Regions from separate parts of the Homo sapiens genome. Here regions 1, 2 and 4 are each linked to region 3. Evidence: read pairs that join two places in POLR2A ChIA-PET (ENCODE). Cell type or tissue: MCF 10A. All regions are shown on one strand. Links, peaks and the distances in the headings refer to the core of each region. The heading gives the core; the rest is flanking DNA.

Region 1 (7,787 bases), core at 3,491-5,990, 190 kb after region 3:
CTGCTACACTCTACAACCATTCTCAAGTTCGTGTGCAGTTGGCCCTGTAATGGGGAGCTGAGTTGGTTTGAAAAGCCCTAATTACAAGGCTTAGTGTTTTTCTTTGTAAAAGGGATTTTTGAGTTTAGAAACAAAGTGACTGTAGGTACAAACAGATGCAAAGCTTCAAAAAGTAGTTTATTTTTCATTCTGTGCCTCTATTCACCCAAAGCACAACCCTCCACCTCACTCCATCCCTGGCCAAAAACTGTGGCAGCGGAGGTTGGAGAAGTAAGCACAATATTTTCTTTAGGCTTGGAGAGTAAAGACCTCCCTAGGTAGCATGTCATTTCCAAATGTTACTATCTTTCCAATTGATCTCATCCAGAGTTCTTTGTCTCAGGACCAAGAGAATTAAGGAGCATGGACACAAAGGGTGAGGTTGGAGTGAAAGTTTAATAAGTAAAAGAAGAAAGCTCTCTGCCACAGAGACGGAGCCTGAAAGAGGGTTGCCGTTTTTACAGTTGAATGCAAAGGCTTTTATAAGAAACTGATGAGGGCTGGGCATCTCATTTGTGTAAGGCTCGAATTTCTGGTAGCTCCACCCCATCCTCCTAATGCACCTGTGGCCCCTTAGCTTGAGTTACTTCATATTGTTTGTTCTTCTTACTGTTTATGTGTTAGCGGATGGAATTTTCCATTATGGGCATGTCCGGGCAAGTCACCTGTGTAGCCTTTATTACCTGTGCAGACGTAAGCATGTCTCAGGCAAGCTCCCCTGTGCAAGTTCCCTTATCTGTGCCTGTAGCTCGAGTTATCAGGCTGTTCCTTTGTTTGAAAGAATTCAACTGAGGACCCACCCTAACTGCCTGCCTGACTGGTTTCTTGTTTTCTCTTTTCTCACTAATTGCCCTTGGAAACTCAACATTGGAGATCCTCATGGAATATTGAGGTGCAAGGGGCCCTTGGAGTTGCCCTGTTGTTGGGGTGGGTACCTCAGTGAGTGAGGTCCTGCAGGGAGGCTGGGCTATGAGCCCCTGCACTCGGCATCAGGACTCAACTCCTCTGGTCTGTCTGGAGTCCTTCCTGGGCATTACCCTGACTTCTGAGCCCCTGCACTCGGCGTCAGGACTTGACTCCTCTGGTCTGTCTGGGGTCCTTCCTGGGCATTACCCTGACTTCTGGGCCCCACTCATGACAGAGATCTTTTTATACAGATGACTTTCTTGCTGGACGTCATCTTAGCCTCCTTTTTTTGTGCAACAGTTTAGAAGCTCCATTAAGAAAAAAAAAAACTTTATTTTTTAGAAGTGGACTAATACATACCTCAAACTGTCAACCCACATTGTGATGGTGGAGCCATGGGGGTCTCCAGGAAGTGGATTATTCCCTAGACCCCTCTCTTCCAGAGAAGTGCATGGTGTATGTGTGTGCATATGTCTATGTGCACTGGGGTGTGTGCCTGTGAGCACGTGTGCAGGGTGTGTGTGTGTGTGTGTGTGCGTGCACATGTGTACATATGTGGAGGCCAGAGAAGTTCCATTTCGGAAGTGAATCCACCATGTTGGCTTCTGATTACTCCCAGTTTCAGGAAGACTTCTAAGATTTTCAGTTTATCTATTGTTCCTTGTGTAAGAGCAGGTACTTACTGTAAATCCTGCCCTTAGTTCAAACAACCTTGATGTTATCTTACTTCAATAGTTCTACACATCCCTTCTGAATCACCCCTTCCCTGTGGGTCTGGGGAGTAATGGTGTGGGGATGCATCACCTTGTCTCACCTCCAACCAGGAGACAGACATGGCTTTTGTTTGCACATCCCTATTACATGTTTCTTCCTAAGAAACTGGATTTGTCAGCCTCTCTGTTCATCCTTTCAGCTTCCTCGGAATTTTGAGGGTAGGCTTGCATAGGCCTGGCTGCTGTGGAACAGTGTGCTTGTGTGAGCACGTGTGTTTTGCCTCTTCTGTTAGCATGATGGCCCTGGAGGCCAGCTCTCTGCATCCATTTTCTCTGTGAGTCCTGCAGCCCCCATCCTTAGGAGTTAACAGTGTCTGGTTTAACTCAGGTGTATGGGAAGAGAGCTGGAAGACGAGTCAATTACTTTTTCAAGTCTAGACCATCCAGACTGACTAAGAAAGGTGAAATATTTCATCATGAAAACATTTGGAGATCTGAAGATGGGTCCACGGCAGGATCACGTTCCCCTCGCCACTGAGATTGGTTCACAGGTGATCACATAACCCAGGGCTAAGCCAATGAATGCACAGTATTCCCCTTAGCCACTGGAATTGGTTCAGAATTGATCCAATCAGAGTGAAGACAGAACTTTTTCAATTGTAATAGACTATTTTTTGGAGCAGTTTTAGATTAACAGCAAAATCAGCAGAAGGTTTCGGAGGATTTTCACATATCCCTGGCCCCCTCACCTGTACATCTTCCCCATCAACATCTCACACCAGAGTGACACATTTGCTAAAATCGATGAACCTACATTGACACATCATTATCATCCAAAGACTATAGTTCACATTAGGCTCCATTCTTCGTTTTATACATTCTATGGGTTTGGATACATGTACAGTGACATATGTTCATCCTTATAATATTACACAGAGTATTTTCACTGCCCTAAAAATCCTTTGTGCTACACCTGTTCATTGCTCCCTTTCCCCAATCCCTCGCAACCACTAATTTTCTGATCTTCTGTCATAGTTTTGCCGTTTCTATAATGTTGTATGGTTGGAATCATATAGTACATGGCCTTTCAGGCTGGTTTCTTTCATTTAGCCATAGGCTTTGAGGGTTCCTTCTTGTCTTTTCATGTCTTGATTGCTCATTTCTTTTTGGTGCTGAATAATATTCCATTATCTGGATTTATCACAGTTTATTTATCCATTTGCCTACTGTAGGACATCTTGGTTGCTTTTAAGTTTTGACAACTATGAATGAAGCTGCTGTAAATATCCATAAGCAGGGCTTTTTTTGTGAACATGAGCTTTTAACTCATTTGGGTAAATAGCAAGGGGCATGACTGCTGCTGGATCGTATGGTAAGAGCAGGTTTAGTTTTGCAAGAAACTGACAAATTGTCTTCCACAGTAGCTGTACCATTTTGCATTCCTGCCAGCAGTAAATTAGAGCTCTTATTGCTCCACATCCTCATCAGCATTTGTTGTCAGAGTTTTGGATTTTCTCTATTTTAATAGGTGGTTACTGGTATCTAATTTTTTTTTTTTTTAATAGAGACGAGGCCTCCCTACATTGCCCAATCTGGTCTCAAACTCCTGGGCTCAAGGGATCTTCCCATCTCGGCCTCCCAAAGTGTTGGAATTACAGGTATGAGGCACCGGGGCCAGTCTCATTGTTTTAATTTGCATTTCCCTAATTGCGTACTACAGCGGGCATCTTTTTATATGCTTATTTGCCATCTGTACGTCTTCTTTGGTGAGGTGTAGTTTAAGATCTTTGACCCATTTTTAGTTGGATTGTTTTCTTATTGTTTAGTTTTAAGAGTTCTTTTTATATTTTGGGTAACAGTCCTTTATCAGATGTGTCTTTTGCAAATATTTTCTCCCAGTCTGGGGCTTGCCTTTTCATTCTCTTGACAGTATCTTTTGCAGAGCATTACATTTCAATTGTAATGGAGTTCAGCTCATCAATTCTTTCTTTCATGAATTATACCTTTGGTGCATCTATAAAGTCATCACCAAACCCAAGGTCATCTTGATTTTCTCCTATGTTATCTTCTAGGAATTTTATAGTCTGCATTTTATGTTTAGGTCTGTGTTCCATTTTGAGTTACTTTTGTAAAGGATGTAAACTGTGCGACTAGGTTCATTGTTTTGTTTTGTTTTTTTTCAGGTAAATGTCCAGTTGTTGGAGCACCATTTGTTGAGAGGTCTTTGCCTCATTTGTACTGGTTTTGCTCCTTTGTCAAAGATTAGTTGACTCTATTTATGTGGGTCTATTTCTGGGCTCTCTATTCTGTTTCATTGATCTATCAATGTGACCAGTACCATAGTGTCTTGATTACTGTAGCTTTACAGTAAGTCTTGAGGTCAGGTAGTGTGAGTCCTCCAATTTTGTTCTCTTTTACTATGTGTTGGCTATTCTGTGTCTCTTTTTTTTTTTTTTTTTTTTTTTTTGAGACAGAGTCTCACTTTGTTGCCCAGGCTGAAGTACAGTGGTGTGATCTCGGCTCACTGCAACCTCCGCCTCCCACGTTCAAGCAAATTCTCCTGCCTCAGCCTCCCAAGTAGCTGGGACTACAGGTGCACACCACCATGCCTGGCTATTTTTTTTTTTTTTTTTTGTATTTTTAGTAGAGATGGGGTTTCACCATGTTGGTCAGGATGGTCTCGATCTCCTGACCTTGTGATCCACCCACCTTGGCCTCCCAAAATGCTGGGATTACAGGCGTGAGCCACCGTGCCTGGCTATTCTGGGTCTTTTACTTCTCCATAAAAACTTTAGAATCGGTTTGTCAATATCCTCAATATAACTTGCAGGAATTTTGATTGGGATTGCATTGAATCTGTTGATCAAGTTGGGAAGAGCTGACATCTTGACAATACTGAGTCTTCCTATTTATGAACCTGGACTATCTCTCCATTTATTTAGCTTAAAAAGTTCTTTTCCTCAGAGTTTTGAAGTTTTCCTCATATGGAACCTGTACATATTTTGTGAGTTTTATAACTATTTCATTTTGAAGAGTGCTAATGTGAACGGTATTGCATCTTAAATTTCAAATTCCACTTGTTCATTGCTGCTAAATAGGAAAGTGATTGACTTTTGTATATCAACCTTGTATCTTGCAACCTCACTATAATAATTTATTAGTTCTAGGAGTTATTTTGTTGATTATTTCAGTGTGTCTGCATAGACAATCCAGACCATCTATAGGCAAAGATAGCTTTATTTCTTTCTTCCCAATCTATATGCCTTTTATTTCCTTTTCTTATCTTAGCTAGGACTTGCATTATCTAGGACATCCAGTGCAATGTTGAAAAGCAGTGGGGAGAAGGAACATCTTTTTCTTGTTCCTGATCTTAGTGGGAAAGCTAAGTGGAGTTTCTTGGTATTAAGTGTGATGTTAGCTGTGGGATTTTGTAGCTATTTATTAAATTGAGGAAGTTCCTCTCTATTCCTAGTTCACTGAGTTTTTATCAGGAATGAGTGTTGAATTTTGTCAAGTGCTTTTTCTGCAGCTATTGATATAATCATGTGATTTTTCTTCTTTAGCCTGTTGATGTGATGGATTACATTAATTGATTTGGAAGATAAGACTTTTGATTCACAGCTGGGAAACAGAAGCTTTTTCCCTCCTGGAAAGTGAGGATGCAAACAGTAGTCTGTGACCACGAGGAAATTCAGAGGGAATGAAGTCTCTGGCATTGGAGTCAGAGCAGGAGATGTACAAAGAAACAGAGCCAAGACTCATCAAACCCATTTGAGGCCCTCTACCTCAACTGGAGAAACCTAATGCTTCCTTTAAGGTTTAGTTCAGTTTGATTTTTGTTGTTGTTGTTTGCAACACCAAACATGCTAACTGATATATGCCATACCCCTCAGGTATTTAAGAAGACGGGGGTCAGGGCACGGTGGCTCATGCCTGTAATCCCAGCACTTTGGGAGGCCAAGGCGGGCAGATCACGAGGTCAGGAGATCGAGACCATCCTGGCTTACACAGTGAAACCCCATCTCTACTAAAAATACAAAAAATTAGCCAGGCGTGGTGGCGGATGCCTGTAGTCCCAGCTACTCGGGAGGCTGAGGCAGGCGAATGGCGTGAACTGGGGAGGCGGAGCTTGCAGTGAGCTGAGATCGTGCCATTGCACTCCAGCCTGGGCCACAGAGCAAGACTCCATCTCAAAAAGGGAGGCTGAGAAGGTGTCAGGGATGTTCAGAAAGGGATTTTTTTCTGTGAGTTGAAGACAGGTCTGTGAAAAGCTGTGTGAACTTCCTTCTAGCTGAATGACATAACAGATAACACTTGTTCTCTGGAAAATAGATGTGCACACATGCATGCCTGTGTGTGTGTGTGTGTGTGTGTGTGTGAAAGGTGGGAAAATAATATGTCTTACAGGAATAAAAAAAGAACACTAATATGGCTCTTTCAAACCTCAGCGAAGCTGGTGGGAAGAGCAGCTCAGGCGCATTTTGTGAACTGAAGGTTCTGTGCACCCGAGTAGGGCCTGAGTACTTCCAGGGAGGATGCTCGGCTTCTCTCTGCAGAACAGGGTGTGCATGGTCTACAGGGAAGCTCCTGGCCTCCTGCTGAACCGAGAAATAACTTGACCAAGGGACGGAGCAGGGAGAGCAAACGCTTCAATATCTCTGCCTAACTGTGTTTAGGCTTGCCCTTGAAGAGGCCAGGGTGGAATTGATTACCACAAGCACTTCCCTAAGACCAGAGATGTTGCCACATTTTCCCTGATGAATCCATTGTGTTGTCACCATGGCAACCACCACAGTTGGGGTCTGGCCTGGCTGGCGCATGCTTGCAACAGTTCCCTTTTAGGATCCAGGAGCATCCTAGGTCTATGAAATCTTGCCCTCAGCTACCACAAAGTCTTACTCCTCTCAGCAGCAGGTCCAAATTATCCATGCTGTAGGCCTCAATGTTGGCATGAATTGGCAGCATGGAATTCACTAGGAAGCATTCTTTATTTAAAAAAAAAAACACCCAACATTATTATTTAGTTCAGTTCCTCTGTTCTGGCTTCATGAAACTTAAAAATGCCCTTTGTTGGAAAAAAGAGATGATTTGGTCAGCTCTTGCTGAAGCCCAAATAAAGAGGGCTGGATTTCCCCACCTTGGGTCACATGATCTTTGCTAATTTTCTCTCACCCCCATCTAAGGGCACCCTGTAGCTGGACTTCAGCCATAGAATGTGAGTAAGATGTATAGTCAGCTGTTTCTATCCATGGGTTTTGTATCTGTGGATTCAACTGACTGTGAATAAAAAACATTTGAAAAAAAAAACCCAACAATTTAAAAATACAGATTAAAAAATCAATATGTTATGCAGAATGTGGATTTAAATAAACTAAAACAAAAAAACCAAAGTTAAAAAGGAAAACAAATTTGAAAAGTCAGTATAGTATAAAAACTATTTACCTAGTATTTACATTGTGTTAGGTATCATAACCTAGAAATGATTTAAAGTACATGGGAAGATACGCATAGGTTACATGCAAACACTATGTCTTTTTATACAAAGTACTTTAGCATCTGTGGATATCCGTGGGGGGCGGGGGTGGGTGGGTCCTAGAATCAATCTCCCAGGGATACTGAGGGACATCTATAATTGTCTTTTTATGAGGAACTCATCAATATGGTGCCCTAAGGCCAATTCTACCGACACTATACATGGTAATAGTCACAGGATTCACAGTACCTGTAACTGTGAACAAATATAGATCCACCGAATGGCTAAACTTGAAAGACCACAGATTCAGTAGAAGAATCTCAGTGGGAGCATCTAAGGTTAGGTTCGATCACTTCTTAAGTATAAACACAGTACACTTTTCCATGGACACACACATGTGACAACTCTCAGGGGCAGATACAGATCATTTCCAACAGCCAGAAGGCTTCCTCACACCCCTTGTGATTCAACACATACCGATATGGTTTGGGCCTGTGTCCCCACCAAATCTCATGTAGAATTGTAATCCCCAGTGTTGGAGGTGGGGCCTGGTGGGAGATGAGTGAGAGATGCGTGGAGTTTTTATGAATGGTTTAGCCCCATCCCCCCCGGTCCTGAGTGAGTTCTCATAAGATTTGGTTGTTTAAAAGTGTGTG
Region 2 (7,787 bases), core at 2,240-4,739, 85 kb after region 3:
CAGCCTAAGCCTCAGGGGTCCTTGGTCGGGGTGGCACCACCTGCTCCCTTCCCCAACTTTGTTCCTGTTTTTAATCTGCTGGGGCTGGGTGCATTCAGAGGTAGGGACAGGCTGAAGGTCTTCGGCTTTTTGGTTCTGTTGATGGGTGAGTTCCAAATACTAGCTTTCTCTTGTAGGATATTTCATTTATTTGTTAAAAATATTTATTTAGAACACACCATTCATGTGCCAGACGCTATTCCAGCCACTGGGGATAGGGTGATAAATGAGATAAACAAAAATACTCGCCCACGTTAAGCTCCTATTCTAGGGAAGAGAGGAAAAAAAAGAAAATACATGTGTACTTAGTACATTAGAAGGTTCCAAGTACTGTTAAAAAAAATAAAGCAGGCTGGACTCAGTGACTCATGTCTGCAATCCCAGAATTTTGGGAGGTGTAGGTGGGCAGATTGCCTGAGCTCAGGAGTTCGAGACCAGCCTGGGCAACACAAAAAAACCCTGTCTCTACAAAACAAAAACAAAACATTTAGCTGGGTGGACAGATTGCTTGAGCTCAGGAGTTCGAGACCAGCCTGGGCAACACAACAAAACCCTGTCTCTACAAAACAAAAACAAAACATTTAGCTGGGTGTGGTGGCATGTGCCTCTGGTCCCAGCCACTGGGGAGGCTGAAGTGGGAGGACTACTTGAGCCTGGGATGCAGAGGTTGGAGTAAGCCAAGATCACAACATTGCACTCCAGCCTGGGTGACAGAGTCAGACCCTGTCTCAAAAAAACAAAACAAAACAAAAAAAAAAACAGGAAAAAGAAAGCAGAGATGGGGACTAGTGGGGAGGGGGCTGGGGATGAGAGCCTCCCTGAGCTTCCACAGTTCTTCCTGCCCCTCTCCTATCTCACTGGGCACGGGCCACCTGGGGCTTCTGGTTGTTTTGTGCCAACTTAATATGTTGTTCTTGCCAACAGTCGGAGGCCAACTGAGGCTTCTCTGTCTTCCACAAGGAACAGCATTGGCCTAAACCTGCAGGCACCATTGCAAAGGGGAGTCAGCTCAGGTAAACCTGCTGGTGAAGCATGATTCCAGCGTGGGGACACAGAGGCTGATGTATCTTGCTGTAGGTGATTTAATGTTGGGCCTCACTATTTCACTACCCCTGTAAGAGTATGACACATCCACGTCCTTACCAGGGCCCGAGGGAGGGTGGATAGACTTATCCATCCCATAGGTATTGCTCGTGGCTGGGTAACTTGCTTATGCCAACAAGATTTTCATAGACACGGCACAGGCAGAAGCCTGGAATGTGTTGGCACTGCCAGGCCTGCCCTCTAATGCTCTTGATTTTTCCCACGAGACGAGCGTGCCCCAGGGAACTTCGGCTCCAGCTGCAGGATGAGAGGCGTGTGGAGCACGCAGGGTTCCAACCCTCAGCCTGGAGTCAAGCCCAGACTAGATCAGCCTAAGCCCAGCCAAGCCACGGGTGCAGGAGTGAAAAGCAAACGCTAACTGTCCATGACATTGACTTTCAAAGGGGCATGTCATGTTATGTGGCTCATCCCAGCAACAATGAAGATATTTCTCCATCAGTCAGTCGGTGAATAATTATTGACAATGTGCTAGGAAGGTGGAGTGATTGGAGTAGATTTGGTCCCTATTCTCATGGAGCTTACTTTCTAGAGGGGAAGACAGATGATAGGTGAATAAATATAAATTATTCTATTAGGTTGATGCAGCAGTAATTCCGGCTTTTGCCAGTAAAGGTAATGGCAATCAAAAGCGGGAGGAGCCGGAGCTGCCATTCATTAAAAGCAATGACAAAACTGTGATGACTTTTGCACCAACCTAATAGAATAAATTACGAGTGCGCAAAACGCTGTGATGGGAAAGTTCCAAGTGCCAGGATAGCATCTAGCTTCCTGGAGTCAGGAGATGGGGGTTTTCAACCTAAGCAAGGTTAAGTCCAAGTGGTGGGGGCAGGCGGGGGGCGATATTTCAGGGGAGACTCCAAGGATGAATGGAAATTAGAAAAGTGAACGCAGATGGTGAGGGGGGACGGGTTTCAGGCACAGAGAACAGCATGTGCAAAGGCCTGGGGGGAGGACATCGTGTGTTCATGGACTGAGGGGCGGCCAGCAGGCTGGAGCTGAGCCGGTGGAGAGGAGGATGGGGAGCCGGGGAAAGGCGCTCCATGCAGGGGGCACAGCAGGGGCAAAGGCCCGGAGTCAGGCCTGAACCTGTGTGGTTTGAGGAAGTGACAGAGGCCTGTCTGGGAGGAAAGTAACAGCAGAGGGGAGACCATAAGGTCAGGGCAGAGGGCAGGGCCGTGCTGGGCACTGTGGGCTGTGGATAGGACCTGGCACGTATGCTCGGGTGAGGGGAACGTGTTAGAAGATTTTAAGAAGGGCAGGAACATCTGGGGATAATGTGTATTCTAGGAATCTCAACCAAGTAAATTCATAGTTTGAATGTTCACAAGACTTCTGCACAGGCAAAGTGAAAGATCGTTTCTAGAGCTGTGAGATAAGATCATAGTAAAAAAGAACTACTAAGTTTTTAAAGGTTATTTCAAATGATGGATTTCCATCTTACAAATGAATGCAAGCAGGTTGCAAGGTTGATGGAAAGTAGAAAAGTTTTCTGACTTGCGTGAACAGAAAAGAAACATCAATTTGAAAGGAAAACATTTATTTATTTACTTCCTCTACAGTTTTCCTGACTGCTACATTTCATGAGAAGGGATTGTTTATGAGGGTCAAGGAGCTGGAGGCCTGGGGAGGAGCTGGTGTTTCTGTTCAAGTTTGAGGGTCCTGGAGCTGGAGTCCAGGGGAGGAGCCGGTGCTGCCACTGATGTCTTAGGGTCGTGGAGCTGAAGATCCCAGAGGAGCCGGTGCTGCTATTCTAGCTTGAGTTTCGTGGAGCTGGAGACCCAGGGAGAAGATGGTGCTGCTGTTCTAATTTAAGGATCGTGAAACAGAAGACCCAGAAAGGAGCTGGTGCTGCCGCTGCTCAGATCTGAGGGTGTTGGAGCTGGAGACTTAGGGAGGAGACGTCTTGTTCTAGTTTCAGGGTCGTGGAGCTGCAGACTGAGGCAGGAGCATTGTTGTTATAGTTCGAGGGTCAGAAAGCTGGCGACCCAGGGAGGAGAGGTCTTGTTCTGGTCTGAGGGTCGTGGAGCTGCAGACCCAGGGAGGAGCAATTTTGTTGTAGTTCGAGGGTCAGGAAGCTGGCGACCCAGGGAGGAGAGGTCTTCTTCTGGTGTGAGGGTCGTGGAGCTGCAGACGCAGGGAGGAGCAATTTTGTTGTAGTTCGACGGTCAGGAAGCTGGCGACCCAGGGAGAGGTCTTGTACTAGTCTGAGGGTCGTGGAGCTGCAGACCCAGGGAGGGGCAATGTTGTTGTAATTCGAGGGTCTGGCAGCTGGCAACTCGGGGAGGAGAAGTCTTGTTGGAGTTTGAGGGTCGTGGAGCTGCCAACCCAGGGAGGAGCAATTTTGTTGTAGTTCAAGGGTCCGGAAGCTGGCGACCCAGGGAGGAGAGGTCTTGTTCTATTGTGAGGGTCGTGGAGCTGCCGACCCAGGGAGGAGCAATTTTGTTGTAATTTGAGGGTCCGGAAGCTGGCGACCCAGGGAGGAGAGGTCTTGATCCGGTCTGAGGGTCGTGGAGCTACAGACCCAGGGTGGAGCAATGTTGTTGTAGTTCGAGGGTCTGGTAGCTGGCAACTTGGGGAAGACAAGTCTTGTTCGAGTTCGAGGGTCGTGGAGCTGCAGACCCAGGGAGGAGCCATTTTGTTGTAGTTCAAGGGTCCGGAAACTGGCGACCCAGGGAGGAGAGGTCTTGTTCTAGTTTCAGGGTCGTGGAGCTTCTGACCCAGGGAGGAGCATTGTTGTTTTAGTTCGAGGGTCAGGAAGCTGGCGACCCAGGGAGGAGAGGTCTTGTTCTGGTTTGAGGGTCGTGGAGCCGCAGACCCAGGGAGGAGCAATGTTGATGTAAGTTGAAGGTCCGGTAGCTGGCACCCTGGGGAGGAGAAGTCTTGTTCGAGTTTGAGGGTCGTGGAGCTGCCGACCCAGGGAGGAGCAATTTTGTTGTCGTTCGAGTGTCAGGAAGCTGGCGACTCAGGTAGGAGAAATTTTGTTCTAGTTTCAGGGTTGTGGAGCTGCAGACCCAGGGAGGAGCAAGGTTGTTGTAATTCGAGGGTCAGGAAGCTGGCGACCCAGGGAGGAGAGGTCTTGTTCTGGTCTGAGGGTCATGGACCTGCAGACCCAGGGAGGAGCAGTGTTGTTGTAGTTTGAAGGTCAGGAAGCTGGCGGCCCAGGGAGGAGAGGTCTTGTTCTAGTTTGAGGGTCGTGGAGCTGCAGACCCAGGGAGGAGCCATGTTGGTTTGAATGTTGTGGATCTGGAGATCCACGGAGGAGCTGGTGCTGCCTTTGAAGTCTGAGAGTCACTGAGCTGGAGATCCAGAGAGGAACCGGTGTTGCTGTTCTAGTCTGAACAGATCTAGAGTTCTGGGGAGTTGCCGGTTCTGCCTCTCAAGTCTGAGAGTTGTTGAGCTGGAGATTCAGGGAGGAGCCTGTGTTGCTGTTGTAGTTTGAGGGTCATGGAGCTGCAGACTCAGGGAGGAGGGGTGCGGTTCTAGTCTGAGGGTTGTGGAGCTTGAGACACAGGGAGGAGCTGGTGCTGCTGTTGTTTAAGGCTGAGGGTTGTGGTGCTGGAGACCCAGGTAAGAGCTGGTGCTGCTGTTGTTTAAGGCTGAGGGTTGTGTAGCTGGACAGTGGGGAGGAGGTAGTCTTAGTGTCTAATGTGAGGTTGGTGGAGCTGTGGACCTGGGGTGGGGCCGGTGCTACTGTGTAGTTTGAGGGTCATGGAACTGGAGACCTAGGGAGGAGCTGGTGCTACCACCATTTAAGTCAGAGGGTCATGGATCTGGAGCTTTGGGGAACAGCCCATGCTGCTGTTTAACTGTGGGGAGGATGTGCTGTGTCCATTGAAGTTTGAGGGTTTGGGAGCTGGAGACCCAGGGAGGAGCTGATGATGCCATTCTATTTTGAGGGTCGTGGATCTGGGGACCTGGGGAGAGGCTGGTACTGCTGTTGTAGTTTGAGGTTCGTGGAACTGGAGACAGGGGGAGGAGCCGGTGGTGCTGTTCATGTCTGAGGGTTGTAGAGCTGGAGACCCAGGGAGAAGCCCGTACTACAGCTTTTTAAGTCTGAGGGTCGTGGAGCCTGAGACCTGGGGAGAGGCCAGTGCTGCTGTTCAAATGGCTCCTTTCCGGGTCTCCAGCTCCATGACCTTTAAACTAGGAGAGCAGCAGCAGCTCCTCCCGGGGTCTTCCAGCTCCATGACCCTCACACTAGAACAGCAGCAGCAGCTCCTCCCGGGGTCTTCCAGCTCCATGACCCTCACACTAGAACAGCAGCACCGGCTCCACCCTGGGTCTCCAGATCCACGACCCTCAAAGTAGAACAGCAGCACTGACTCCTCCCCGGGTCTCCAGCTCTACAACCCTCAGACTTGAGGAGCTGGAGACTCGGGGAGGAGCCAGGGCTGCTTTTCTACTTTGAGGATTGTGGAGCTGGAGACCCAAGATGCAGCAGCTGCTGCTATTCTAGTTTGAGGGCCTTGGAGCCAGAAACTTTGTGAGGAGCCGGTGCTGCCTTTCAAATCTGAGAGTCATTGAGCTGGAGACCCAGGGAGGAACCGGTGTTGCTGTTCTAGCCTGACGGTAGTGAAGCTGGAGACCAAAGGAGGAGCTGGTGCTGCTATTCTAGTTTGAGGTTAGTGGAGCTGGAGATCACAGGAAGAGCCGGTGCTGCTGTTTAAATCTGTGGGTCCCCGAGCTGGAGCCCTGGGGGGAGATGGTGTTGTTCTTGTTCAAGTCTGAGGGTCATGGGGCTTGAGGCACAGGGAGGAGCTGCTGCTGTTCAAGACTGAGGGTCGTGTAGCTGGAGAGCGGGGAGGAGGTAGTCTTGGTGTCTCGTATGAGGGTGGTGGAGTTGTGGACCTGGGGAGGAGCCGGTGCTGCTGTGTAGTTTGAGGGTTGTGGAACTGGAGACCTAGGGAGGAGCCGGTGCTACTGCCATTTAAGTCAGAGGGTCGTGGATCTGGAGCTTTTGGGAACGGCCCGTGCTGCTGTTTAACTGTGGGGAGCATCCGGTGTGTCAATTGAAGTTTGAGGGTTTGGGAGCTGGAGACCCAGGAGGGATCCGATGATGCCATTCTATTTTGAGGGTCATGGATCTGGAGACCTGGGGAGAGGCCGGTACTGCTGTTGTAGTTTGAGGGTCGTGGAAGTGGAGACAAGGGTAGGAGCTGGTGCTTCTGCTGTTTATGTCTGAGGATTGTAGAGCTGGAGACCCAGGGAGGAACTGGTGTTGCTGTTCTAGTCTGAGGGTAGTGAAGCTGGAGACCCAAGGAGGAGCCGGTGCTATTATTGTTCATGTCTGAGGATTGTGTAGCTGGAGACCCAGGGAGGAGTCGGAGCTGCTGATCTAGTTTGAAGGCTGTGGAGCTGCAGATCCCAGGAAGAGCCGGTGCTGCCGTTCAAATCTGTGGGTCTTGGAGTTGGAGCCCTGGGGTGACCCAGTTCTTTCATTCATGTCTTAGGATCATGGAACTGGAAACCTACGGAGGCGGCGGTACTGCTGTTCTAGTTTAAGGATCGTGAAGCTGGAGACCTGGACAGGAGCTGGTGCTACCGCTGTTCAAATCTGAGGGTCATGGAGCTGGAGTCTTGGGGAGGTGCCGGTGCTGCCTCTCAAGTCTGAGGGTTGTTGAGCTGGAGATTCAGGGAGGAGCCGGTGTTGCTGTTGTTGTTGGAGGATTGTGGAGCTGGAGGCCAAAGAGGAGCTGGTGTTGCAGTTCAATTTTGACGGTCGTGTAGCTGGAGACCTAGGGAGGAGCTGGTGCTACCACTGTGTAAGTTGAGGTTTGCAGAGCTGGTGGCCACGGGGAAGAGCCAGTGCTATAGCTGAAGTTTGAGGGAACTGGAGACCCAGGGAGTAGCCGGTGCTGCTTTCTAGTTTGAGGGTTGTGGAGCTGGAGGCTTGGTGGGGAGCCGGTGCCGCCTCCCAAGTCTGAGAGTCATTGAGCTGGAGATCCACAGGGGAGCTGGTGCTGCTGTTGTAGTTTGAGGATTGTGGAGCTGGAGACCCGGGGCGGAGCTGGTGCTGCAGTTGGAGTTTGAGGGTCAGGGAGCTGGAGATCTGGGGAGCGGCCAGTACAGCTGTTTAAGCCTGAGGGTCGTGGAGCTAAACATGGAGCCAAAGTTGGGGAAGCAGAGAGAGAGAGTTACAGGATGACCCTGGAAATGGTAGACGTAGCTGTACCCCAAGCAAGCTAAGCTTGGGAACTCCTCAATGCTAGTGATGAATGCATTCTTTTTCCTCTTACACAGTTTGGATTTGTTTTCTGTGTCTCATGAGACAGAAAGATCTTGATTAATACCCTTAGGAATTGAAAAGCTTAAAAAACTAAAGGATGTTGGTAATAAAAATAATAAGAATTAAACCATGATTATCCTGGCTGACAGAGACAAAATCACACACACACAATATATATCTTTCAATCAGTTAGCAAAATTAAAAAAAATGGAAAAATAGACGCAAGCAAAGCTATAAAAAGTTGTTTCATGGAGAAGCGATGGAGGACAGCGATTAATCTGAGAGTTGCTATTAATGGAGAAACTGAGAACTTACCATTTTTCCCATGAGGTTTTGGTGTAGAATGATATTGTGTGAGTTCTGGCAGCTGAGTCACTTCACACAGCCCGGTGATGCAGTAGGTGTCACAGAAGGACCC
Region 3 (7,787 bases), core at 2,103-4,602:
AGTGTGACAGCCTTTAGTGTCCACACCTGTGGCACCTGAGCTCTTATTTTGCATCCAGGAAAAATCAGGTCGCATGAACGAATTGGACGGTGGTGAATATGGAGGATTTTATTGCCGATGAAAGGGGAGATGGAAAAGGGATAGAGCGGGAAGATAATCTTTCCCCGCTGGGGAACATTCTCTTCATCCTCTTCGAAGCAACACTGTCAAGCCGTCCCTCTGAAGTCAAGCTGCTTCTCTCCAACGTCCAGCTACTTCTCCTCTTCTCTGCTGGAGAAGCCTGGGGTTTTTATGGCACAGGATGGGGGGTGGGGCGTGTCATGTGTGGTTTTGGAAAGGCAACATTCAAGTCAGAAAACAGGAATCCGTGTTCTCACTTCGGGCCATGGTTCCAGGTTTGAGGGTAGGACCCTTGCTGGGGACCGCCCTCTTCTGCCCAGAGTTTCTCTGCCTCCTGTCCCTATCACAGGTCCCCTGGCATTGAGAGAGAAATCACTCCTTCAAGTGTGGGATGTACTCCTTGTCTTCAGTACAATTGGCCATCTTGGCCCATGTGTCCCTTCCGGGACCACTGACAATCACCAGGAGATTGCTGAATGTAGTAACTGTAGACTAATTGGGATGACCCTGAAGCTGAGGACCACGTCAGCATCCCCTGAACCAAGGGGCTGCATGGGGAACAGGTAGACACCAGGACAAAGTCAGGCTTCTGTCAGGAGGAGGAACGTGAAGAAGGATATTGGTTAGGCAGCCGTCTGAGCAGGGCTTTGGTGGAGTGGTGTGCTTTTAGACTAGCAGAGATGACAACAATTACTTTTTGCGTGCTACTCACTGAAATTAGAGCTTTCAATGCAGAGTAGAATCTTCTCTGTGCAACTCCCTTAACTCACTCCCCTGATGCTTCCAAGCCCTCCGTTCCTCTGTAAGTAGAGGGACAAGCCCACAGCTTGGGGCTATCTGCCACTCTCTGAAATGCCCATCGTGTTCTCTGCCTGCTGAAATTCAGGGGTTTGTTTCCAAACCTGTTTACTCTGGATATACCTGGCATTGCAATTGCAAAACTTAGTAAACATAGCAAACGGATAATTAGGAGGGGAAAAAGAAAGGGAGTTGCTGTTTTTATGAACACCAAGTTGAATTGTCTGGAAAGATCTCTTAAGGGCAAAAAGCTGAAAAAGAGATCAGAAAAATATTGAGAACTGCCCAGTAATTGCCCAATATAATAGTCATTGCTGCAGGCAGGGCACCATGGCTCATGCCTGTAATCCCAGAACTTTGGGAGGCTGAGGCCAGAGGATCACTTGAGCCCAGGAATTCAAGACCAGCTTGGGCAATGTAGGGAGATTCTGTCTCTACTTAAAAAAAAAAAAAAAATTAGCTGGGTGTGGTATGCACAACCGTAGTCCCAACTACTTGGGAGGCTGAGATGGGAAGATTTCTTGAGCCTGGGGATTCGAGGCTGCAGTGAGCTATGAATGTGCCACTATACTCCAGCCTGGGTGGGAGAGCCTGTAATCTCAGCACTTTGGGAGGCTGAGGGGAGCAGATCACTTGAGAGGTCAGGAGTTTGAGACCAGCCTTGCCAACATGGTGAAACCCCAACTCTACTAATAATCCAAAAAAAATTAGCCAGATATGGTGGCACCCACCTGTAGCTCCAGCTACTTAGGAGGCTGAGGCATGAGAATCGCATGAACCTAGGAGGCAGAGGTTGCAGTGAGCCGAGATCGTGCCACTGCACTCCAGCCTGGGCAACAAAGAGACTCTGTCTCAAAAAAAAAAAAAAGGGTTGAAAGAAATAGTCATTGCTGCATGTGACTACTGAGCACATTAAATGTGGCTGATGTGACTGGACGTGGTGGCTCACACCTGCAATCTCAGTACTTTGGGAGGCCGAGATGAGAGAATAGCTTGAGGCCAAGAGTTTGAGACCAGCCTGGTCAACATAGCAGGACCCCCATCTCTAATTTTATTTAATTTTATTTATTTATTTATTTTGAGACTGAGTTTCTCTCTTGTTGCCCAGGCTGGAGAGCAATGGCATGATAGCGGCTCACCACAACCTCCGCCTCCGGGTTCAAGTGATTCTCCTGCCTCAGCCTCCCAAGTAGCTGGGATTACAGGCATGTGCCACCACACCCAGCTAATTTTTTGTATTTTTATTTTTTTTTTAGTAGAGACAGGGTTTCTCCATGTTGGTCAGGCTGCTCTCGAATTCACAACCTCAGGTGATCAGCCTGCCTCAGCCTCCCAAAGTGCTGGGATTACAGGCTTGAGCCACCGCGCCCGGCCTCCATCTCTAACTTAAAAAATATTTTTTAAAAATGTGGCTGATGTGACTGAGAAGTTGAATTTTTAATTTTGTTCAATTTTAATTAATTTAAATGATTAAAAACTGATATGTGATTCAGTTATTGGAAAGCTTTTAAATATGTTTGGGGATAGTTGTTTATGTGAATCTACTTTTTCAGCTGTCAAATTTCTAAAATCGAAATAGAAGTCAAGTATATCTGATAAACATGGAGGTGCACTGGAAGGGTAAAACTCACACCAGAGTTTGAAGACTTAGAATGAAAAATGTAAATGACCTTCATTTTTACATTTATTGTATGTTGAAATAATATTTTAGGTATGTTGGGTTAAATAAAATATATCATTGAAATTAATTTATTCTGTTTCTTTTTAGTTTTTTTTTCCTAATGCGGTTACTGAAACATTTTAAATTATGTTTGTGATTCACATTCTATTTCTACTGGACAATGCTGGTGTGGAAGGATCCTGCACCCGGATTGCGTGGCAAGTGTTTTCATACCCTCATTCCACTTCAAAGAAGCCAAAACTGAACATTGTAGAATTATATAAAGAACAAAGACAATGGGAGAATCCAACAGCAGGCCCACATTATGAAGAAAGTCATTAGCCCTGGCATGAAAATATTCGTCAATTATAGGAGAGTTGCATGTTTTCTTTTAACTGTATAAAGCTGTGAGTGTAAACGGGTTTTTTTTTTTTTTGGATTCCCCACCCACTTTAGCATATTTAGCTTTCTTAATGAGCCCGCTGCTGGTCCCAGCTGTGCTGGGTTTTCTGGACAGTTTCTCCTGGTTTTATGGCAGCCCTTGGAGGTCAGGGCAGTTATGACGATTCTCACTCTGGAGCTGGGGAAACAGGCTCAGGGAGGGCGCGCGACAGGCTGAGGGTCCCACAGGCAGTGAGCAGAGAAATAAGGAGCGGCCAGCGGGGGTGCCAGCCTCTGTGCCCTGGGATTCTCTTCTGCATTTTGTGTTCATCGCCTGGCCCTGGTGGCTGTACCTTCCTTCCCCTCCATGGGCCACAGCTCTGGCTCTCATAAGAGGATGGCCCTGGGGCTCCTGGATCTGCCTTGCCTCAACAGAGAGCTGGTTGTGTCTGGAGTGCAGGTGTCCGGAAGCCCAGCTCCCTGCCCTGAGGCAGGACAAGGAGTGGCTGTGACTCACACCCTGGGCTGGATTCCCCTGCAGGGTGGGCTGAAGCCTGCCTCCCTCCCTAAGGGGCTTGGCTTAAGGCCGCACCCTGGCCCGGCTTCCTGCTCTTCCTGATCCCCTCTCCCTACCCCTTTCTCGTCTTCTCTGGTGCAGATCCTAGATCCAGTCCTTGCATGAAGGTCCTCCTCTCAGGATCTGCTTCAACGGTACCTGACATAAAATAGGTGCATGGGACGGTGGGAGAGGAGCATTCAGAAACACGCTGGGGCTCCATACTGCATGCTTTTCAGACACTGGGGCGCTGGGAATGCACCCCTTGTTGCAAACCTCACCTTCAATTCCTGCCCCATGTAAAGCCTTAGGGAACCCCCACTCAGCGGACCCCTTCCCAGATGGGTCCAGTCCAGCATCCCCTCTGCCCTCGGAGGTTCCCAGCACTCTTGGGGGAAGAATAGTCTGAGAGATGCTGTCCTGCTTGGAGAGTAGCCCAGCCTCTGCCGGTGGTTTCTCGAAGCCCTGCTCTTTGTCTTGGGCCAAAGTGTCTCCTCCTGCTAATTCCCTCCTAGAAATCTCCTTTCGAATGTCCCTCTTTCATGTTAGGGTGGTGACTGGTGGCTTTCATAGAGATTTCCACACTCTCTTTAGAACAAATTGGTTCCAACACTTCTAACTGTGGGAATGCAGCCAAAATTCTGAGAGCCCTGGAAAAGTCTGGTTCACTGGATTCACTGTCTCAGAAGAGGACTTTTTCCTGGAAAGAGGCATCTGGAGCAATATTGGTATCAGGGCTGTCACTGAGGCCCCTTTTCTGTCAAGAGCACCATCAGTGGGCAGTGGTCAGTGGTGTGGGCCTGGTGCTGGCCAGGGGTCCTGGAAGTGGCTCCGCTGTCCTGCAGCCATGGGCCCAGGGAGCATTGATTCTGCCCAGCCCGGCTCTGTTCATCTGTGAGCTGAATCCCAATAGCATCGTTGAGCTCAGTGAGGATTAAGCAAGTTCATGCACCCGGAGAGCTCAGAACTGCAGTCCCCGGCCCGCAGTAAGTGCTGTGTGTGTCAGCCCATCGTCGTCCGCTGGTGCCGGTCAGGGTCACAGATGAGCCTTGTCAAAATGCAGCCCGGGATCAGGGCTTTGGGCTTAGGAAGTGAGATTTCTGTAGGAGCGCTTTGAGATTTAGCCTGTAATGAGCAGCTTTGCTTCTAATCGCTCTTGAGAGACAAGCCATCAAACATTGGTTATCCCTAAACTGAGAGCAGAAAGGGCTGAGGGGAGGAACAATGGCCCTGGCTCCCCCTGCCATGCACCCACTCTGCCAGCTGATGACAGACGCAGACGGATGGAGGACGTTCCAAAGTCGAGGCTCAGGGCTGCTGCCTTTTCTCCTTCTGCTTCTTAATTTAAAAAAATTTATCCTAGAGTCTCCGTTACTATAGATTCCCTGACAGTCTGCTGTGGGCTAATCTTCAGGATAAAGCATCACCTTTTTTGAGTGTTTTTCTCCTTCAGGTTTTTCTCTTTTATCTTGAAACCAGGAAGAAACCTATGCTCTCATTCAATGCTGGAAAATGCATCCCTTGCTCATTTTTAAACCTTTTCATCTTCCCTTCATTTTCTGCCTAAATGTCTCAATTGTGTTTATCTTTCTCTTTCAGGGATGGCAGATGCTTAAGTACATGCAGGCTGTGAAGTGAGTTGTAAATAAGATATTGTTATTAGGACTATCCCTGATAAGAAAGGCATGTCCTCTGCACCTCTAATCCTGGGCCACTGCTATGCATCCCCACTTAGATGACCGACTGCAGTCGCTCAGAGCAATTGTAGAGGATGGCAAGGAATCAACCTATTTGGATGAAGACGTTTTGTGGGCGGGCAGAGAAGAAAACTCTTGAGAGAAGGAAGCATTGCCAGGGGCATGGGAGCCTACAACTGCTGGTGCCTCAGTCCCATCTTTGACCAATTCATTCAACAAACATTTATCAAGGAATGTCTTTGTGCCAGACCCCATCCTAGGCATGGGGCATGCAAGAAGGACAGGTCCCTGTACCCATGGAACCCCCGTGCAGGAAGCAAAACAGGAAATGAACAATTAAACAAATACACAGTGTAATTTCAGATCATACTAAATGGTGGAAAATAAAGTGTGTTGATGTGATAGCAAGGGACTGGGGACTAGGGAGCGTCCGGGATTGCTGTCTGTTAGGAGATCATATTTGAGTTGAGACTCGAATGCAGAGAAGGAATCTACTGAGCGAAAACTAGTGGAAGAAGCACTTCTGTTCAACATAGCAGTGGAACTCCTAGTCAGAGCAATTAGGCAAGAACAATAAATAAAAGGCATCCAAATTGGAAAGGAAGAAGTAAAATTATCTCTGTACTCAAGTGACATGATCTTATATGCAGAAAACCCTAAAGATTCTACAAATCCCCCTGTTAGAACTAATAAGTGGATTTGACAAGTTGCAGGATATAAAATCAATGTGCAAAAATCAGTGAATATGAACAATTCAGAAAGAAAATTAAGAAAACAATTCAATTTACTATAGCATCAAAAAGAATAAAAGACAGGAATAAATTTGAAGAGGCAGAAGATTTGTACCAAAAACTATAAAAAACTATAAAAATTGCTGAAAAATTAAAGCAGACACAAATAAATGCAGACACCAGATGATGCTCATGAATCAGAGGACTTAATACTGGTAAAATGCCCTTACCTTCCAAAGCGATCTATAGATTCAATGCAACCCCTATCAAAATTCTAATTTTTTTGTGGAAATAGAAAAATTTATACTAAAATTCATATGGAACCTCAAGGCACCTCAAATAGCCAAAACAATCTTGAAAAAGAAGAATGGTTAGAGACATCACACTTCCTGATTTCAAAACTTACTGCAAAGCTACAGTAATCAAAACAGTATCATACTGACATAAAGATAGGTGTGTAGACCAAGGGAACAGTACAGACAGCCCAGAATTAAACCCTCACATGTAGGGCAGATGATCTTCGACAAAGATGCTAAGACCGCTCAATGGAGAAAGAACAGTCCCTTCAACAAATGGTGTTGCAAAAACTGTATATCTACATACAAAAGAACCTTTTATCATATATAAAAATTAACTCAAAATGGATAAAAAACCTAAACACAAACCTAAAACTGTAAAACTCCTAGAATAAAACATAAGAGAGAAGCTTCATGACATTGGATTTGGCAACGATTTATTGAATGTGAAACTAAAAGTGTAGACAGCAAAAGAAAAAATAGATACATTGGACTACAGCAATATTAAACACTTTGCATCTAAAGACACAGCAGAGTGAAAGGTAACCTATGAAATGGGAGAAAATGTTTGAAATATATATAAGGGGCTAATATCCAGGATATTAAAAACAAACTCCTACAACTCAACAACAAAAAAAGAAATAACCCTATTATAAAATGAGCAAAGGACTTGAATAAAGATTTCTCCAAAGAAGATATACAGATGGCCCATAAACACAAGAAAAGATGCTCAGCACCACTAATCATTAGAAAAATGCAAACCCAAACCACAATGAGATACCATCTCATGCTCATTAGGATGTCTACTATCAAGAAAACAGAAACTAACAAGTGTTGGTGTCGGTGTGGAAAAACTGGAACCCTTGTGCACTATTGATGGAAATGTCAATTGTATACCCCTATGGCTATACCCTATGGAATTATACCATAGGGGTATACCATGGGGGTATAATTGTATACCATAGGGGTTACCATGGGGGTATAATTGTATACTATAGGGGTATACCATGGGGGTATAATTGTATACCCATATGGAAAACAGTATGGCTGTTCCTCGGAACATTAAACATATAATTACCATGTGGTCCAGCGATTCCTTTCTGGGTATATACCCCAAAAAATTGAAAGCAAGGACTTGAAGAGGTATCTGTACACACAGGCTCATAGCAGTATTATTTACAATGTCCAAAAGACGGAAGCAATCCACGTGTCCATTGACAGATGAATAGATAAAGAAAATGTGGTATATCCCTACGATGGAATATTACTCAGCCTTAGAAAGGAAGGAGATTCTGACACATGCTGCAACACGGATGAAGCTTGAGGACTTTATGCTGAACGAAATAAGCCAGTCACAAAAGGACAAATACGGTATGATTCCACTTATAGGAGGTACCTAGAGTAGTCAGATTATAAAGACAAGGTGGAATGGTGACCGCCAAGGGCTGAGGGGAAGGAGAATGGAGTCGTATTTAACGGATACAGAGTTTCAGTTTTGCCAGATGAAAAGTTCTGTTGAGGGATGGTGGTGATCGTAGCACAATGGTG
Region 4 (7,787 bases), core at 2,083-4,582, 61 kb after region 3:
ACGGTGGGCCACTGGTGCTCAGCTGTGCTGGGGACCTCAGGGAGACGCTGAGGAGCGGCCTCAGAGGGGTGCACTGGAGAGGCGGGGAGGCCAGATCTGCTCCCCTGCAGCTTCCATTCGCCCAGGGCAGCTTTCCAGGACTCCACTCCCAGGTCACACAGGCTCCTGCAGCCCGAGGAGGCCCCGCAGGAGAGCAGGGGCAGCAAGAAGCCATGGTAGGGCAAAGACGGTGAGGCTTGCGGGACCCACGCGGCACCACCAGCTTCTGCTTTGTGCACTGTCTTGGGCTGTCACCTGCTTATCCTCTGGGTCATGAGCTCCCTGAAGACAGGGGTCTGTTTTGTTCTTTGCTGTGGCCAGAGACTACAACTGTGCCTGGAGCACAGTCGGCCTTGCTTAAATATGCGCTGAGTGAGTGACGCCTCCTGGGTCCGCCTCTGCAGGCTTCTGAGATGGATATTTGGCATCTTTAAAGAACCCAGATCCCAGGCAAAGTCGCCCCTGATTTGGCTGATGCAGACTCCATCTCCTGCTGCTTCTGGGCTGACTCCGAAGCCTGTTGCTACTGTTTGCAGCCAAGTTAGTGTTCCCAACAGCGGCAGCTCCAGAGAGGGACTCAGACCGCTGATAAAAGCTCCCATTACACCGGGTGTTTTTCTGATGCTTTTGTACAGCTACCCTTTGATGCTGCAGTCATGAATCCTGACGGCAGAGTGACGATAATGGTCCCTATTACCCCTGGCATCTCACTTGATAGGATGACCAAGAGCCCACAAATCGCTCCTGAGTGTACCTCTAGCGACACATTTTTTTTTTTTTTTGAAACGGTTCCACCTGGTTTGTTCAGGAGAAGAAACAACAGATACGTGTATTTTCATTTCTTCCTTTAGTGGAGGTGTCACAATTGTTTTGGAAGTTGTCCAAGTGCCCAAGACCCCGGTCACAGACTCGACCATCTTCCCCATCCTTGAAAGCAAAGCATCCATCTCCACATCTCCAGCACCAGCACAGGGCCTGGCAGGAGATAGGGCTCAAAGCAAAGCGTGTCTATGGGCCACCCGAGTGAGGTTAGATGGGAGCCCGGACCGCTGGCCTGCAGGAGGGCCCGAAGTCTGCGTGAGTCTCCTTCTTTCCCTGGGGGAGGTTCAGCCCCAACACCGTGGCCAGGATTGCTGCAGAAGGAGCCTCCGCCTGGCTCATCGCAGCCAGGCGATGATGTCTCGTGCTGAGTTTGAGTTGGGTGCTTGGTTAAGGTGCTGGCCATCAGAGTTCTCTGTTGTAAAGGATCCCTTTCCCTTTGAAATTGCCAAATAACATGTGTGGTGATATTTTGGGACCTTGTGGACACCCTGTTTGTCAAAATCTTCCCCCAGTGGTTTTGCATCCACTGATGGTCTACGTACAATGATTACATTGAAGGTTGCAAATGGTCTTGTACATTTACCAGCAGGCCTTCCTCCAGGAAGAACTGTCCGTTCTCTCAGTCACTATTTTCAGTATGGTTATGGACTCAGGGATTCTTTTTTACTCCATGCATTCACAGCCACCACCGAAATTGTTTTATGTTCTTACGTTCCTACATCTGGCCAGTGGGAGCCCTATTCTTCCAGCTTCTATTTTGTGGTTTGTTCTGATTGCCCCCTTTGAGGACTTTCTGATTTTCTGGTACAAGATGAAATCTTAACAACACGTCAATATCATGAGAAACAAACGAGGAGGGTGCACTGTTCTAGGAGATGGGTCATGACAACCAAAGACCATGCATGACCATCCATGGGATCCCAGAATGAGGAAAAAAAGCTCGAAATTTGGACTTATAAGCCAGGGATATTCAATCTTTTGGCTTCCCTGGGCCACACTGGAAGAAGAAGAATCGTCTTGGGCCACACATAAAATACACTAACACTAACAATAGCTGATGAGTTTTAAAAAATTGCCAGAAAAAAAATCTCATAATGTTTTAAGAAAAAAAATTGTGTTGGGCTACATTCAAAGCCATTCTGGGCCACATGTGGCCTGCGGGCCATGGGCTGGACAAGCTTGGTATAAGCTATATTTCTGCATCAATATTACATTATTGGAGGTGAAAATGGTTTGGACACTTTGTAGATCTATTTTTTTTTTTTTTTTTGAGACAGAGTCTTGCTCTGTCGCCCAGGCTGGAGTGCAGTGGCACGATCTCGGCTCATTGCAAGTCCTGCCTCCCAGGTTCACGCCATTCTCCTGCCTCAGCCTCCAAAGTAGCTGGGACTACAGGTGCTTGCAACCACGTCCTGCTAATTTTTTGTATTTTTAGTAGAGACAGGGTTTCACCATGTTAGCCAGGATGGTCTCAATCTCCTGACCTCGTGATCTGCCCGCCTCTGCTTCCCCCAGGTTCAAGCGATTCTCCTGCCTCAGGCTCCTGAGTAGCTGGGATTACAGGGGTGCGCCACCACGCCCCGGCTAATTTTATGTATTTTTAGTAGAGACGCGGTTTCGCCATGTTGGCCAGGCTGGTCCCGAACTCCTGACCTCAGGTGATCCACCGTCCTCGGCCTCCCAAAGTGCTAGTATTACAGGCAGGAGCCACCACGCCCGGCCAAAATTTTTCTATAGCTTTAACATTTTTCCAAATAGTAAGTTGGAGAAAATAAAAATAAAATCAAATAAATCAGACAAGAAACACGTATTGAGGTTGGAGGCAAACCTTTGGCCCTTTGACTGCTCTGTAAATATATCTCCTATCACTGCTGCCTGTGTGTGCCATTGAAAGCAGACACTTTTTTTTTTTCTGACTAAAGGATAAATGTGGACAGACTGAAAAGCAATTGTCTCTCTGTCATTCAGGAGAAGGATAATAAGGCAAAGAGGAGGGAGGAAGGAAAGGAGGGAAAGAAAAAAAGAAGCAAATGTGGAAGGCAGAATGGAAGGAAGGGATTTATTGATTAGCATGTCTGAACCAGGCACTGTGTTAGGTACTTGCTTTTACGTTATTCATCTCCTTCCAATGGCAACCTTTAAGAGGCAAGAAAATCAGGGCTTAGAGAAGCCGCAAACCTGTCCCTTGGCCACAAAATAAACACTGGGCATCTCAGATAATGATGTTCAGCAAAGAAATATGATTAAGCTAATTAGCCATAAGGTGATATTGGTGGAAAGCTTCCTGGACATAGAGATTTAAAAAATCCTTGGCTGGGCATGGCGGCTCATGCCTATAATCCCAGCACTTTGGGAGGCCTAGGCTTGAGCCCAGGAGTTCGAGACCAGCCTGGGCAACATAGTGAGACCCTGTCTCTACAGAAAATAAGAAAATTAGCTGGGTGTGGTGGTGTGCACCTGTAGTCCCAGCTACTTGGGAGGCTGAGGTGTTAGGATCACTTGAGCCCAGAAGGTAGAGGCTGCAATGAGCTATGATTGTGCCACAGTACTCCAGCCTGGGTGACTTAGTGAGACCCTATCTCAAAATAAAAATAAAAGCAAAAAATAAAAAACCCTGACCAAGGTTTATCTGTTTGTAAAAGGAAGCTTTGTAGCAGGAAGGGTTGTGTCCCTTGAGCTGAAACATGAGTAGGGACAGCCTGGCCCTCTCACCTAAGTTGAACCTTGGCCCATTGGACAGGCCTTGGAAAGCAGGTGCTGTCTCCTTTGCTTCTTACACAGTCTGTGGGACATGACCCTGGCAGGACCCTACCCCATCAGGGTGCTCCACTCCTTGCTTCACAGTGAGGAGTGGAGGCCCTTGGGGGACTTGGTGGCTGGGGTGAGCCCTGAGTGGAGGGTGGGGCTGATCTGGGCACAGCCTCCCCACCCCTGGCCAGCCCTTTACAGGGTTCAGAGCACCATGGGCATAAACTCAGGGGCTTCCTCTGCAATTTGAAGATGCTCCCGAGAAATAATCTTAGGCACAGGAAGGCTTTGCCCTGTGCTCTTACAATGGAGTCAGCGGCTGGGTGTGGAAATTAGGGTGAGAGGGTGGGAATATATTGCCCCTTCCCCAGCCCCAGCCACCCATGACACCGGCAGCTCTGGGAGGGAAGGACACTTTTGCAAACTTAAACAGCACTGACAAGGACTCTTTCTGATTGCTCTCCAGTGAGACATGAGTAAATTAGCTAATTAAGGCAGCTCCACTGAATACATTCTACATGCAGGCAATTTGCTGTTTATTTCCCACATGGACAAAGAAACGAAAATAGGAACTAAATCAACATCTCAGAAAGAAAAAATACCTTTGATGAATGAATTATAATGAAAGATTTCTTGATTATTGAAAGTGTGTGAAATGGTTCTCACCCCAAGGTCAAAAATTTAATAGCCCCCGTCCAAACCAAAGTGTCCATCATTCGTTCAGGAAAGTATTTGTTTAGTGCCTGCAACGTGCCAAGCCTGTGGCTGGGCCTGATGATGAAATGGTGGGGAAGGCAGAGCAAAGGAGGATATTAATCAAATAGTCAAACAGATGAGACAGATCAGAGCCCTTCTGTCCACATTTCCTGGGGTCTGGCATCTCTTGAGATTCTGGTAACAACAGGCCAGGAAGGAGGCAGACGCTGTTTGTGCAAAGAAGACAGAGTCGGTAGATGGGACTTGCTGGCAGTTGAAGCCTCACAAGGCTCTGATATGTTTCAGACGCTCTTTTTTGAGGCCACGTCATCCTGCGGGGTCCTGTCCTCCCCCAGCTCTCACCCTCCTGGGCAGTTCTGGACCAGACAGGAATGACTGACTGTCACGCCACAGTGGGGGCAGAAGAGATAAGGTCTGGGGCGGAGTGGACAGTCCAGGGAGTTGAGGAGTGTCAGTGGAGGAGAGGAGAAAGTGAGGGGGTGAATGGAGAAAAGGGTGGGGCCAGCTTCCTGCCGGCCGAGGGGGGGTCTTGTGGTTCTCCCTGACAGCTTGGGATGGAGGTGCATTCCCATGGATAAGCTTGGGAGGCAAGTGGCCAGAGAACTCCTATCCCACCCCGTTCCTGTGTCACAGGGAGGATGCCACATGGGTTGCGATGTGCCTGAATCCGGGTGAAGTACTGGCTGTTCACTGTTTCTTCTTTGTGTGTCCCTGGATGGCAAAGGAGAGGCCTATTTTATTGCAAACTGTTGCACTCCTCTCCTCTCTGATGAGTGCATTCAGCCAGAGTGTGCGTTCTCACATGTCTGAGATCCCTGAACTACTTGGTGACCAACCACTCCCAAGAAAATTGCTCTAGTTCTTAGGACAGTCCTTGGACACATTGAGCATTCAGTAAACATCTGTGGACCCACTGAATGCGTGTCTTAGGACTCAGGCAGGGGCCCTGTCAGGGGATGGTGCTGTTGGCTTCCTGCTCAGAAGCTAAGCAGTGTTGGGCCTCGCTGGTACTTGGATGGGAGACCGCCTGGGATGGTGCTGAGGAGCAGGAGTGGTGTCAGCATAGGGGCTTTGGGATTCAGTGTCCCCTTTGAGGGAAGCAGGTGAAGAGGAGACAGCTGGGGCCTGGATATTGGAGTCCCTGGGTAAGGTGCCCCCAAATTTGGTAAATTTGATAACAAGTGCCTCATCTCAAAGTGAGGGCCATGGGTGGGTGTGACTGCAGTGGGTGCTGGTTAAAAAAAATGTAAAAAGCTCTTCTGGAAAAAAGACCCCAACAACCCTGATTTGTAGCAATTGCCAGTTTCCCTGGTGTAAATATTCCCACCATGGCTGATTTCAAGCTACCAAAGATGTAACCACAAATTAGCAAAGTTTCTGAACATTTCACAGTTGGCTCTCAGAGCCAGCTGCCTGCACTCCACTGGGTGTGAGGGACTGTCTGGTCCCTACTAGGGGTCTCACAGTGGATGTGGGGTGGGTGCACCATGGGGCTGTGGGTGAGCCTGTATATCCTGCCATGCAACGGGAAGCATTACTTGAATCACCCACAAAGTCCAGCAGTGAGGACCTGGCAGATGTAGACCAATAAACACTGAAGAAGTGGAACCAGCAGGGATGAGGATGAAGCAGGATCTCCCAAAGGGAACACAGACCATGTCAGGAGGAGGAGAGACCCCTGTGGAGGCTCTGAAGCCCCTAACGGTTTTTGAAAATGTCTCCTTTGATCAGGCTGCAAAACTCAAACCTGGGGGGAAAGAGGTTGACTGTCGCTACAATTTTATTAGAAGAATTATGTTGAAAAATGAGAACTTGATTCATTCTTTGATTAAGAATTAGGGCACAGGCTGGGCGTGGTGGCTCAGGCCTGTAATCTCAGCACTTTGGGAGGCCAAGGTGGGCGGAACATGAGGTCAAGAAATGGAGACCATCCTGGCCAACATGGTGAAACCCCGTCTCTACTAAAAATACAAAAATTAGCTGGGCGTGGTGGTGTGCACCTGTAGTCCCAGCTACTTGGGAAGCTGAGGCAGAAGAATCACTTGAACCCAGGAGGTGGAGGTTGCAGTGAGCCAAGATCGCGCCACTGCACTCCAGCCTGGCGACAGAGTGAGACTTTGTCTTAAAACAAAACATAACAAAAAAACAAAACAAGAATTAGGGCACGTTTGCCACTATAACCTAAATGTTGTTGAATAGGAGAGAAAAACTCATTTTCGCCAATTTAATTTCATATTTTTTGATAAAGCTGTAGTTAAGCTTTTCTCTTTTCTTTTTTTCTTTTTTTTTTTTTTCAGAAGAGGTGGTGAGTGTGTGGCTGACAGCAGGGGCTCTGGTGCAGGGTGACCTGATCCAGTCCTGATGATGCCAATTTCTACACAAGCAACCACCTTTCTGTGCCTCTGTGTTTTCATCTGCAAAATGGGGACGGTGAGGTAGTAGTGCCTGTGTTTTGGAGAGTATATGATTTAATACACATGGAGTACGGGGAACAGCGCCTGGCCTAAAGTGAGTCCAAGGTAAATGTTTGTTAACTAAATCACAAAGCATTTGTTGTGAAACTTTGGTACTCAATTTAATTGAATTTACCTTGAATGGGCTTTTTAGTTGTACGGGTTGTCCTCAGATAACAACGGCCTTGTTTCATTACACGTGGTCCTGGCTGGGAAGAAAAGACACCACAGTTTGATAAGAGGGGCCTTGGGGGACCTGACCTGGGCCCTGGGCCTGGGCGAGGAGGTGATGAGGACACAGGAGAATCCCCCCAAGGAGGTGACATTCATCTGAGATGTGACAGGTGACGAGGCTCCTGGAGGTAACTGGGTGAGGATGGGGTTGGGGGTGGGGGCACATTCTAGGAGGAGGGGCCAGCACGTGCCAAGACCTTGAGGTTCCGGGAAGCCTGGTCTGTCCAAGACCAGCGGAGAGGCCAGTGTGGCCATGACCGAGTGGACACAGGGGTGAGTGGTGGGAGGTGGGACTGGACGGGGGCAGGGACCTGTGGGGGTTTGGTCCAAGGGCAGCCTCTGAGGTTTGATGGGTCCGATCTTTCTCTTTGGACGTCCCCATGGGAGGGCCTCCTTGTCTAAGGCTGATCTTTTCCTCCCCATTCCCACCATGGCCTGTTTCACAGGTAAGAACCCGGGTGGGAGGGGAGACCTCTGTTTCAGGGCCTTGGCCACATCTCAGGAGAAAATCTGTGAAGACTGATTTTCAGGAAATGCTTGGCTGGGAACTCTGCCATGGGAAGCAGGGGTCTGAGAGCCAGGTCAGCGATGCTGTCTTGTACTCGTGACTGAACTGGAGGCCGGGCAGCCAGGAGAAGCCCCAGGACCCTCCTGATTCATGCGGGCCTATGCAGGAACTGCCAGGGGTCAGAATGAAGGCATCTGGCTTCGGGAGCATCCAGTGGGAAGCAGCCCAGGCTGGGAAGTGCAGATTTTACCGGAGCTGTAGGTTTT

The links. ChIA-PET counts read pairs that join two places held together with the same protein. Peaks named below come from ENCODE experiments on the same cell type or tissue, not always from the same donor. Only the 100,000 strongest peaks of a DNase experiment are listed, where the experiment ranks them.
Region 1: POLR2A ChIA-PET joins it to region 3 with 5 read pairs; 2 of 35 experiments call an interaction of 5 or more read pairs at or near these places.
Region 2: POLR2A ChIA-PET joins it to region 3 with 6 read pairs; 2 of 35 experiments call an interaction of 5 or more read pairs at or near these places.
Region 4: POLR2A ChIA-PET joins it to region 3 with 5 read pairs; 2 of 35 experiments call an interaction of 5 or more read pairs at or near these places.

Annotation. Positions count from the first base shown.
Region 1 is chr20:47,992,539-48,000,325 of GRCh38, forward strand. The region is part of intron 1 of LOC107985436 (a long non-coding RNA gene); the gene reads left to right. Among named protein-coding and RNA genes, the nearest start is that of LINC01522, 6.3 kb to the left of the region's middle. RefSeq lists an enhancer at 534-1,034. In MCF 10A, for the core only: no CTCF peak of the experiment used is centred there; no DNase peak of the experiment used is centred there.
Region 2 is chr20:47,891,699-47,899,485 of GRCh38, forward strand. No RefSeq gene overlaps it. Among named protein-coding and RNA genes, the nearest start is that of LINC01523, 88 kb to the right of the region's middle. RefSeq lists an enhancer at 2,688-3,624. In MCF 10A, for the core only: no CTCF peak of the experiment used is centred there; no DNase peak of the experiment used is centred there.
Region 3 is chr20:47,806,391-47,814,177 of GRCh38, forward strand. No RefSeq gene overlaps it. Among named protein-coding and RNA genes, the nearest start is that of SULF2, 25 kb to the left of the region's middle. RefSeq lists enhancers at 2,634-3,215, 3,216-3,796. In MCF 10A, for the core only: no CTCF peak of the experiment used is centred there; DNase peaks (open chromatin) are centred at 3,451 and 4,141.
Region 4 is chr20:47,867,895-47,875,681 of GRCh38, forward strand. It overlaps the pseudogene RNA5SP486. Among named protein-coding and RNA genes, the nearest start is that of SULF2, 86 kb to the left of the region's middle. RefSeq lists an enhancer at 49-579. In MCF 10A, for the core only: no CTCF peak of the experiment used is centred there; no DNase peak of the experiment used is centred there.